2 separate regions of the Homo sapiens genome follow, and region 2 is linked to region 1. The links are chromatin contacts, found by Hi-C in ENCODE. All regions are on one chromosome and are shown on one strand. The core of a region is the stretch at or near the end of the contact, and the rest is flanking DNA. Distances in the headings are between cores, read along the strand shown. Region 1 overlaps AMPH (amphiphysin). Region 2 holds the start of VPS41 (VPS41 subunit of HOPS complex).

The links. A loop is a pair of places that touch in the nucleus more often than their neighbours do. Pooled maps may share reads with other maps.
Region 2: a loop to region 1 is called in a pooled map, with 9 times the contacts of the local background. The contact joins the promoter of VPS41 here to the enhancer-like site in region 1. A Hi-C loop is called at or near these places in 1 of 168 maps with a recorded cell type or tissue (Caco-2), 1 of 37 single-sample maps with no recorded cell type and 8 of 50 pooled maps.

The regions. Positions count from the first base shown.
Region 1 is chr7:38,460,240-38,466,393 of GRCh38, forward strand. AMPH (amphiphysin) reads right to left here. Exons shown (of 21, transcript NM_001635.4): 8 at 5,934-6,009; 9 at 5,228-5,310; 10 at 2,736-2,874; 11 at 1,044-1,172. Among named protein-coding and RNA genes, the nearest start is that of TRG-AS1, 120 kb to the left of the region's middle. RefSeq lists enhancers at 3,431-3,510, 4,533-4,702. Within about 2 kb of position 3,537, at least 3 of the 41 ENCODE cell types and tissues checked have a DNase peak (open chromatin) inside an H3K27ac peak, as active enhancers do.
Region 2 is chr7:38,906,037-38,912,190 of GRCh38, forward strand. It overlaps VPS41 (VPS41 subunit of HOPS complex), which reads right to left and starts at 3,155. Exons shown (of 29, transcript NM_014396.4): 1 at 3,118-3,155. The coding sequence starts at 3,138. RefSeq lists an enhancer at 3,163-3,262.

The DNA of each region.
Region 1 (6,154 bases), core at 2,287-4,786:
GGGAATAGAATTGGTGCAACTAGTACAGAAAACAGTAGGGAGATTCCTCAAAAAAACTAAAAATAGAACTACCATAAGATCCAGCAATCCCATTATTGGGTACTTATCCAAAAGAAAAGAAATGTGTATATCAAAGGAATACCTGCACTTGCATGGTTATCACAGCACTATTGATAACAGTAAAGATAGAGAATCAACCTAAGTGTCCATTGATGGGCAAATGGATATAGAAAATGTGGTATAGACACACAATGGTATAGACACACACACACTACTGAATCAAAAAAGAATGAAATAATGTTGTTTGCAATAACATGGATGGAGCTGGAGGTCATTATGTTAAGTGAAATAAGCCAGGCACAGAAAAGACAGATGCCACAAATTAATAATATATGGGAGCTTAGAAACAATCGATCTCATGGAGATAGAGGATAGAATAATAGATACCAGAGGCTGAGAAGGATGTGTGGGTGGAAGGAGGAGATAAAGAGAGGTTGGTTAGTGGATGCAAACATACAGTTAGATTGAACAAATAAGCCCCAATATTCAATAGCAGATTAGGGTGACTGTAGTCAGCAACACTGTATTAGGTATTTCAAAGTAGCTAGAAGAGACGACTTGAAATGTTACCAATGCATAGAAATGATAAATGCTCAAGGTGATAGATACCCCAAATACCCTAACTCGATCATTCCACATCCTATGCATATAACAAATACATGTGTCCCATAAATATGTAAAATATTTGGTATCAATAAAACAATTTTTAAAAATAAGATAAATTATTCATTTTACACTTTTCAATATTTTTCCAATTTTCTATAAGTATATACTACCCTTAATTAAAAAAAAGATAATTTTCAAATACCGTACATCTCCCATGTAAGAATGCTTCAGACTAACCAAGTAATTAAAACAAGCCTGAATGACAATTAAAATTATGTTGTTGGTTCTGGAACCGCCACTTTCTTTAGGGCTAGCCCCTGAGAGTCCTTCCACCATGGGACTTTCATGGACATACCAGCCCTGAACCAGGCACTTACCTGGGAAGGTGTTGTCACACTGATTTCTGGAACAAAGTTGTCCTCAAAGAAACTGATGATGTTCTCCTGCTGCAGTTCCTTTGTCGGGGTGACTTTAGGTAGAGGTGGGACAGGAGGCCCTTTCCTTGTCTAGGAAGCATTAAATACAAACATTAATCCAGCCAAAGACAATGTGTCAGACACGAAGAAAGGTCACATGAACAGAGCTACATGGACAGATTGAGCTCTGATTGAAACTTGTATCTGCATATAGCAGCAAGCCTATCTGATACAGGTAAAGAATGCTGTCTACTTGTGAGGCTCTCTGAGCCCTGATAAGCCATGGTTCAAGGCAAAAACAAAACTGAGGCTATAAGAGTCCATTCATCTCAACTCAAGTACAATACACAGAGCTGTAGGGCCAGGCACATATACTTTAAAGGTTAAACTAGGGCAATACCCTCTTCTGAACTAAACTGAAAATAATTTCTCATTTTGGAAATAAATTAAAATTTCAAAACTAAAGCAGCTTTTCATTTGAATTGGTGAGACCTACTATAGGCAGCTTACATTTCACTTTCCATTCAAGGATTTTGAAAAGTAGAAAACTTTAAAGGTCTGTTTAATGCATGTATCTTCCCAAGACTTTCCTTAGTTCAACTACATATAGATGGTCCTCAACTTATGATGGTTCAATCTATGATTTTTTTGGACTTTAGGAAAGTGTAAAAGCAATAGGCATTCAGCAGAATGTGTGAAAACACTCTCTCATGAGGCGGGGCAGTGGCAGTGAACCACACTTCCCAGTTAGCCCTGTGATCACGAGGGTAAATGACTGCTATTATGTTCTACAGTGTACTATAGTCAGTAAATTACACAAGATATTCAACACGGTTATAAAATAGGCTTTGTGTTACATAACTTTGTCTAACTGTAGGCTAATGTTAAGCGTTCTCGGCGCGTTTAAGGTAGGCTGGGCTAAGTCATGATGCTCAACAGGTTAGGTGTATTTAATGCATTTTAACTTGCAATATTTTCTACTTACGATGGGTTTATCAGGACACAACCCCTTTGTAAGGCAAGCAGCATCTGTACAAGAAAGCTTGAACTGGACTGGGGACTATAAATTTTTCTACAGAAATTTCATTTTCACCCAACATAGGGAGAATAAAGGTGGTAGTTTCTCTCTACAGTTACCTTTGCCCAGCCCTTATTGTTTCTCTTCAATTATTTCTTCAATTCAATTTTATTAAGTGGCCACTCATATGCAAGTGTGTGTACTAAAAAATGTCCAGGTGTACCAAAAAATGTGAGATGACATATAAACATAACCGCTTTTCTTGGCAGTACCTGCCAACTCTAAACCACTAGGAGAGGGAAGGTTTCATGCAGAGGTAGGATTTAAATGGAGCATTGAAAGAAAAGAGTTTTGTAGCAAGAGATAGGAGAAGAGAGAGCATGCTCGCCTGAGCATGCCGAGAACGTGGTAAGAAGTCCCAAAAAACTTGAATATAGGGCATGTGAGGAAATATCAAGTCAAATAAGAAAAGCAGGTGGATACCTTCATGACAATCACAATGCCTAAAGCCTCACATCTCAGTCTCCCTAACTGGAAACTTCTCTTAAAGCCCCGGCACCGTGGGATTATCCTAGATGGGGCCACCTTCATCTCATCATGAGCTCTATCCCCCAATATATTTGACCTCTTCCTACCTGTGAAGGTGACCGAGGCCGTGCTGGTGCGGGAGACGCAGGTGCTAATGTATGATTTGGACTTGCTGTCGGGCTCGGGAGGGGTGAAGGCTCCTCAGGCGGTGATGGTGTCTTTGCAATGCGGAGAGGACCCGAATCACTAGAGGAACACAGGGGATTGGGCAAGGGGCCTTCTCAAGAACAGTATTCATCTAATCAGGGGTTTTCCATTTCAGAGAAACCCAGAAGCCTAACAGGTACTGTCTGTTGTCCTGCTCTCCCCTTCCAGGTTAATTCTGGTTAATTGCAACAGTGATGGTGATAACTGGTACCATTTATTTGCACTACAGAGACCTCATTCATGTATTATCTTTTGTCTTCACAGTAGCCATGTTTTATTGTCCCCACTTTACAAGTAGTAAAGTGGGGCATAGATAGGTTAAAAATAAAAACTCTAAAATCACCCAGCCATTTAGTGAATCTGAATTCAGGTCTTAGTAATGCAAGCCCTCTGTTCTTTCAAACAAGTTCTGCAAGAATCTTCCAAACATAAGCTGAATTGATTTTACTCGTTTCACTTTCTATTTACAAGAGAATCTTGCCATGTCACAATCTATAAAAAACTATGAAAATTGTAACTTTTATATTAAAAGGTAACCTTAGGATAGTGTTAGTAAGGATTTTGTAGAAGTGCTTTCTAATAACATTTGGAAATAAACTCACTAATTATTTCTCTTTCTAGACCTTATAAATAACTACTCAACTCAGGCATCTTGAAATGTGCAACAAAATCAGACAAGATTCAGTTTCGTTTACTAAGAACCCACCATGTTCCTGGCATGCGGCCAGACGCTCGGGAACAGCCCAAATGTGATGACTAAGAAGCACTCAGGACACATCCTACTCTCTAAGAATTTCTAAAGTCTACAGCTCGAAGAAACAGAGTCTGTACCCCAAAATAAAAGAGCATGTACACAGCAGCATGGTCTACATATTCAAAGGGCTGAGGAAACTGGGTCCTTTAGCGAGAACACAGACATGCCACATGATTGGGGTCATATGCCAGCAATCATGGCCTCAGATGGAAACATAGCCCCAATCTAAGCTTAATAGAGATGCCACTGAGCTCACTCACCACCTCATTCTGCAGAGGAATGTTGAAAAAAAGTGAAAGGAACATTCATTAAGTGGTCATGGCCCCGCTTTTTCTTCACTGTATCTCATTTGGCAACATTACAATTTTCAGATGAATTTGTCCCTTTCATTTCCATGTAAGGGAACAACCCTAAATTTTTTCATGCACTTCATTTTTAAAACACTCAAATATCATTCTGATATTCCCATTCCAATTCTTCCTTCGTGCCTAGCCCCATACTGAAATAACCATACTGAAAACAGTAACTCTGCCTCTCTTATGTATTCTTTCAGGCAATATTCTTTCCCTTAGAAAGAGAAGATATACTACTGCTTACATAGTATAGAAACCATAGCAGAACCTATAAGTAGGGCTAATCCAAAGAGCAGGGAATAAGAAAATTAACAATCTCTAGAGGGATCCAAACATTAACATATGTAGAAGTTGGTTCATGTGTATGACTATGTGTGTTTTCATAAATGTATGCAAATAAGTGTTTGTATTAAAATGGCAAATATAGAATGTCAGGACTGTATATTACCTTGGAAACCATGTAGTTCAATAGTATCTTTTTTTTTCTATTGAATTAAAAAAAATGAGACCTCTAACCAGAGAGGTTTTGAACTTACTCAAGGAAGGCAAAGCAAGTTAACTGCAAAATCAGAAAACCGAAAGCTGGGTCTTCTGACTCCCAGCTCACTAGCCTTCAATCTCTGAGTACGTAAAGTCTACGAAGGATGGAATAAAAAGGATTCCAGAATCACTGGAGAAAGCTGGTGTGCAGCCGAACCCTGGCAAGGTAGACAGGTCACCTATGGATCATTGGGGCTCCGGGGTATTTGACTGGCATACTCATAATGCAACGTGCAATAAAACAAAAACAGCACAGTGTTCACCAGATCAAGAGTCAGGAGGTAAGAGGAAGATGAGATCTCACCTACTTCCTCTTTCCTTTCCCAAAATGGATTCATGAAAGACGTCAGCATCAATGATAACAATCAAGACAAACTGTCATAAACTTTGGGAATTCCTTTCTTCTCCGGAGAAAATATTAAGTGCATAACAAATTATATATTACAACAAGCATATACATTATATATTAAAATTTCACACTGTTGCTATCAGGCCTCATGGAAAGCAGAGAGAGGCAGAGAGGCAGAAAGTCAATGCTGTTGTGACAAGAAGAAGAATCCTAGTTGGGTCACTGAAGGCCAGACATAAATGTAAAAGCACAAAAATAAAATTAGTGTCAGCTTCTAGGGTGAAAAGGCTCCTGTGGGACTTTTGTAGGATAAATAAAATAGTACAGGCTGGTCCACAGATTGAAGAAATTTTAGCAAGCAGGACATTACAGGTGCTCCAATGAGCAGGGGCCTACCTGGGCGCTCCTTGGATGGTGAAGGCCTTGTCGGCGTGCTGGTCACCCAGTTTTGTCATCACTTCATACAGTTTGTGGCAAAGCTAAGGGGACAGAGGCCACTTGTCTATTAGTCACATGTCATTCTGGTGCCAATTCAGGCTATTCTCCCCAAGAAAGAAATTGCTTATTGAGAAGCTATAAATTTTATGATAGCTTGGATGGCCTCAGGATAACTGAAATTCTGTATACGGTTCAAATTTAAAATCTATGTCAAAACTGAAACAAACGAAACACGAGTAAACTAAATATATATGTATATATTTATTAACCAGAGTACAGGGCAGAAAACAAAAGCTTACTGTTTACATTGACTCCACCCTTTTGAACAACAACAACAAAAAGCAATCAACAACAGAGTTGATTATCTAAATACTTTGAGAGCAATTTTTCATTAGCCTAAAATACCACTGGGAATTCCAACTTTATAAACTGCCTGGTAAAAGAAACAACACTGTAAAACTGTGGCAAAATCTTCAAAAGATACAAAGAACTATGTGATCACTATGAAAAACCGTAGAAATGTTATCGAGGGTAATAACACACTGCTAAAAGAAACATACAAAAGGGTGAATTCTTTGGATAATTCTATCCCATTTCATTTGCTTCCAAAATAAACCTTCCTTTACTTTATATTCCATATGCAAAAATTATCGTCATGACTCACCACCGCAATTTCCTTATGAAACTTGGCTTCAAGGCTGGAGACGTTTTTGAAAGTATTAACATAAAATCCAACTCGTCTGCCATGTGGAAACACAAAGAGGAAAGAAGAGAGAGGGAAAGACCAGTCAGTAAAAATAATTTTAATAGCAATGAAATGTATGAAAACCCAGGTTTCTTTTACACCATTTTGAATAACTTTGGACTAAATAAAATACTGAACCC
Region 2 (6,154 bases), core at 1,905-4,404, 450 kb after region 1:
CCACCCGCCTCAGCCTCCCGAAGTGCTGGGATTACAGGCATGAGCCACCGCACGCAGCCCTATTTTCTCCATTTTTATACACTTTTAGCTTTAAAAAAATGGTATAATAAAGCCCTACTACCGTCATCAGATTTCAATGGCTTCCTACTGTGAAATGCAAAAACAAATCAGAGAAAAGCCTAACCATTTTTAATCTATAAAGGATAAGATTAGGTACAATTACTTACTTTCTTTTAAAAAAAAGAACTGAACAATTTGTGAATGTGTCTTTCAGCCATTTACAACAGACTGCTGGGTTTTTTTTTGTTTGTTTTTCGTTTTTTTTTTAAACAGGGTCTTGCTCTGTTGCCCAGACTGAAGTGCAGTGGCACGATCATGGCTCACTGCTGCCCCGACCCTCTTGACTCAAGCAATCCTCCCACCTCAGCCTCCCGAGTAGCTGGGACTACACACCACCATGCCTGGCTAATTTTTGTAATTTTTGTAGAGATAGGGTTTTGCTATGTTGCCCAGGCTCGTCTCGAACTCCTGGGCTCAAACAATCGCCCCACCTTGGCCTCCCAAAGTGCTGGGATTACAGGTATGGGCCATTGTGCCTGGTCCACGACTAGTCTTTTTAAGATACTGACACCACTGGAGAGGAGAATGCCCACTCCAACTACATATTGGCTGTTAAAGCATCAAAGTGGAATGGTGGCTTGAGGGAAAATCATTAAAATGGAAAGGGCTAATTCTACTTCATAAAGTAAAAAAACTATTTAGATTTAGGTTCTTACATATATTTTAAAAAGGTAGGGTATTCTAGTGAAAAGTCATGAGCTATGGAGACAGAGGACTGGAGATTTATTATATTATAGATATAAGCCTGAGCACGTTACTCAAGTTGCCTGAATTTCAATTTGTTTATCAGTAAAAGTCAATCATTTAACACAAATTTATTAAGTAACAAGCAATATTCTAGGTATTGGACATACAGCAGTGAACAAATCCTTGTCAGGATGTTCCAAGCTCTGTGGTAAGAGGTACACAGAAATATACAGGGAAAAAAAAAAAAACAAATTTTATAATACAGTATGTCAAACGGTGATGCACATTATAGGGAAAAATAATGCAGGAAGGTTTCAAAGCATGGTCAGGGAAGGTCGCAATGAAAAAGAACACTTGGACAAAGACATGAAGGAAATGAGGAAGCCTGTAAATATCAGGGTTCCTCAAAAAGGAACAGCATGAGCAAAGAGGCCCTGAGATAGGAACCTGCCTGGCTTTTTGAAGACTAAGAGAGCCAGTACAGCTGATGCAGAGTCACAGAAGGGAAGGAGAGTAGTGGGAAAAATGAGGTCAAGAAAAGGTGGCTAAGGGCAGCTGGGTCAAGGTCCTGTGGGACAACCAGGCTACCGTAATGGCTGTGGCTTTTCCTCTGAATAAGATTAGAAGCCCCTGGAAAGTCTAGAATATCAGAGGTGTTTCACCCATGTATGAGAGTAAACATTTACCTCATAGAATTCTTTTGGGAAGACCAAATGCAATATGGAAGGGTTTTTAAAACTAGAAAATAATGTACAAATGTGAAACATTATTATATCCCTAATTTTGTATGTGTCATTTTTATATCAGACAACTTTGTTAAATTCTTCTTCTGCACTAAACAGTGGTAAATATTTCATAGGTTTTTTTCAATGGAAGAAAAAACAATGGTTTTTCTAGGAGCAACTCTCTCCATTTCTATTCCACTATATCTAAGAACATATGAAACTCAGTTTTTTGCTTTCAAATCAAACCATAAAACAAACATTTCAACATGAAATAAAGATGCACAATGTGAAAAACAATCTCACCCTTATTCAAAGGAGCAATGGCAGTCATGAAATGATATGTTCTTAATGAGTGTTTTCCTTTGAACTGCTAGAATGGAAATAGGAGTCTCTAGTGTTAGATAAGAGACTTTGTTATCTTGTTATCACAAGGACCAGCCAAACCAAATTTCTACCTAGTCAAACGTCTCAATTATTGGCATATATAAAATATATACAGAACAAATTTTCACTATGAAGTAAAAACAAATGAAGTATGTTGAAAATAGTAAAAATTATTGAACTAGGTAAATGACTCTTATGATACTAAACAGCCCATCATCAAGTCACTGTTTAGAGACAATGACTGCAACTGACAGCCCTGTTAACTTGTGAAGAAAAACAGTATCCAACTGAAATAACACTGGAAATGGAAACTTAAGTTATCTCCCCCAAGTTCTAGCCTCTTTTTTGGTCTGCTTCTCTTTTTTGTCTTTTTTATTTTACTTCGTCATTTCATAAAATGTGTGATTACCACTACTGCTATATGAAAATAATTCATATTCCCATCACCAATTTCTACCCTAAACTTCAGTGCCACGTTGCCAGTTGTTGACTGGATACTACCAGCAACAAATAATCCCATTTAATTTTTACTAAGCCCAACAGTTCTAAGTACTCTAACTTTGTGTATAAACTCCTCTCTCCATCTTAAACCACCCTCTGAGGACGGCCTTATTATTACCCCCATCTCACACTGGAAAGTTAAATAAGTAGCTCAAAGTAGCACATTGGGTAAGAAAAGGAACCAGCACTTGGACCCCAGGCATTTTTGCTCCAGAACGGATGCATTTAATCCCTGCTGCACCGCAACAGTGCTCCAGCTCTGTACCTAACTCCAATAGATACAAAACAAAACTCATCGTCTACTCTCTCCTAGTTCTTATTGTCCTACTTCAAGTGGAAAGCAACTTAAATTTCAGTCACCCGGCCTCTCTTCCTCCTCCCACAGGCAGTCAGTCCCTGAGGTAGCCGGGCCTGCCTTCATGCCAAAATTTCCCTGGGCAAAGGCCACAGGGATGGGGCCCGAGGAAAGGCAGCCCGAACGCGGGGGTGTGTCAGAGCGCTTTCCCTAGGTGCCCTCCCGGGGCTGGCATCCTCTCTGCTCCCCGAAACCAACTTTCGCCATCCCACCCCGCCCTGCCGCGGACCTGCCTTGCGCTATTCCAGCAGCTCCGCACCTCCACCCACTCCACTCCACCCTCCCCAAACAGCCCACCCTAGTCTCTATATCCCTGTGCCCTCAACTACCACCTGCACCCTTTACCTGCTCCTCTGCTTCCGCCATGGCGCCACGGGAGAGTCACCTGACAGACCCGGAAATAAGAGGAAACCACACACTTGGCCCAGGGCCTTCTGGGAAATGTAGTTTTAGCTTCATCTGAGCCTGGAAATCTCTTCTAGGGGACGGACCTGCTAGGGTTCATTTCTGCTGCCAATTCTCCAAACTCAATGGAATTCTGCTTTGAAGGATGTGAACATAACCATTGCTAATACTATAGCTTATTTTATTGTTGTTCTTGTTTCTCTAGTTATTCTAGTGTTTATTAAGCACTTACTATGTCATGCCCTGGGTTTATAGCTTTGCATAAATTATCTCATTTAATCCTCACAGCAATTCCTACTATCATCCCCATTTATAGGGGAGAATACCGTAGCTCAGAGGTCATGCAGCTAGTAAGAGGCAGAACTAGTAATAGAATTCAGCCCTGCCTGATGCCAAAGTCTCTGTGATTGCCAAATGCTGCTTACTCTAAAAGTGTTCTTGTCCTTTTTTCTCTCTCTTTTTTAAGTATATTCAGTGAATATAAAGCAGTCTTTGCAGTGGAGAGTCAGAGAAAATTTATACGCCAACAAATAATATCATTATTTTTGCTTGCTACTTTGTCTTCTCCTGTCATATGAACATTGATTTAAAAAAAATCTCTGTTGTTTAATAAATTAATTGTTAAACTTTTGTTGAGGATATTCAATAGGTAAATGTTCAAGTGAAGACACAATATGAAGTTGTCCTTGGTCAAAATCTGCACAACCACTGTATTACTTCCAGCCTTCAGAATGACTGATTCCTTCTCCATGTTTCTGAACATTATGAATTCTGTTTCTTAACCCTCAGGAATCTGCAGCACCTTGTCCAAAGACAGACATTTTACAATTTCCATTCACTGGAGTAGCTGGTGACCAGCAGAGGGCATTGCAAATGGCAGCATGTGGTGATTGCCTCAGTACCTTTTTTGACTCCCTGTGCCTCATTGACTCTGACCCAGTAGGAAGTCATGGACTCAGTACTCTGTCTGTAGCTTGCTCAACCCATGATTCCTCAATGGCCCAGAAGCCAAGGTGACATCATCTCTGAGACACCTGTCTTCTCCCCAGGGCCTAAACAGCCTTACCTCCATCTTCTTCCTCCAAGCCTTGCTGGGGTTCCTCTTCCAGTGGGCTAATCACTCAGCCGACAGGATAGACCACCCTGAGGCATTTAAATGTCTATAAGCAGCCAGGTGCAGTGGCTTTCACCTGTAATCCCAGCACTTTGGGAGGCCAAGGCAGTCAGATTTCATGAGCTCAAGAGTTTGAGACCATCCTGGACAACATGGCAAAACCCTGTCTCTACAAAAAATACCAAAAATTAGCCGGGCATAATGGTGTGCGCCTGTAGTTCCAGCTACTCAGGAGGCTGAGGTGGGGGTTAAGGCTGCAGTGAGCATTGATGGTGCCACTGCACTCCAGCCTGGGCAACAGAGTGAGACCCTATCTGAAAAAAAAGAAAAAAGAAAAAAGAAATCCATAAGCAAGCACCCAATGCCCTAAGTATAAACCTAGGGCAAGTATAAACCTAACCCAAGAGTTTCTAAAATCTCTTGCAAAGCAGCCCAGGGCCAAACATTGCTCATGATGAACTCCAGATCCCAGAAAAACTTTAATACAGACCAAAGAGACTGTGGAAGCCCTCAGTCGAGTATCCACGGGAAAGAGAAATAAAATGAGCTCTTCCACTTTTCTGACTTTCCTCACAAACTCCAATTTTCTCTTTTCTGTTATGAGTGACAGCCACCCATAAACCTCTAGGACTACAGCCTCTCCAACTGGGCAATCTCCTCTTCTATGCTGAATGGATGAGATTGGGATGAAGAAGGAAAATAAGGGATTATTACCACTGTCTTAACCACAAGGTCATTTTTGTTTTATGGTTCCATTTTATTTTGGTGAGAAGTCAAGCAGCCCAAGCAAGCAAAGCTGAAGGCCATCCACTCTGGGCCTTCCTGGCCTTTCTACTTTTCTGGAATGAGAATGTTTATTCTCTTTCTCAAGAAGGGTGTTATGGGTCTTATTAAAGATATAGCCAGACTTTATAGGTTTTCCTCTGCTCATTTAACCGTAGAAACTCTCAATTCCCCAAGTTTGTTCCGCATTCAGTATACTCTCTTGATTACAATAAAGTATTATGAGCCTCTTTCCTTTTGGAGAGACTGGAAAAGTGAAGAGACACAGGTATGGAAAGGTGAATTAGAGGAAGAAACCTACTATGAACTAGCAGGTTCGTGCTGGGACAGTGGACAGGATGAAATTCACATGTGACCTCCAAATCCCATTTGCTCATGTGAAGTGAGAGTTTGAGGCTCTCTTATCTAGGTGGTCTTGTATTCTCCAACTACTCTAAGTGTAGTCCAAAGACTACCTGGGAGCTTGTTAAAAATGAAGAATTTGGGGCCCTTTGAGAGATGTATTTAACCACAATCTGGATTTTAATAGTATCCCTCAGTCATATGCATATACTTTCAAGTTTGAGGAGTAGTCAGCCTAACAGTCACTGATTCTGTGTCAAATCACCTGCTCAGTCCACCCTCTCCCAACTTCAAGATACGGAGGTAAAGGGCTGGGCGCAGTGACTCACGCCTGTAATCCCAGCACTTTGGGAGGCCAAGGCGGGCGGATCCCCTGAGGTCAAGAGATCGAGACCATCCTGGTCAACATAGTGAAACCCCGTCTCTACTAAAAATACAAAAATTAGCCAGGCGTGGTGGTGTGCGCCTGTAATCCCAGCTACTCGGGAGGCTGAGGCAGGAGAATCGCTTGAACTCGGGAGGCGGAGGTTGCAGTGAGCCAAGATCACACTACTACACTACAGCCTGGTGACAGAGCAAGACTCTGTCTCAAAAAACAAAAACAAAAACAAAAACTAAAACTAAAACAAAAATGCAGATGGAGGTAAAGGTAAGATTCAACTTCTCATTCTCAGTCTATAGGACCTAAAATTGTTAATAGACTTCAGAAAACAGACCTAAGACCTTATATTTGTAGAG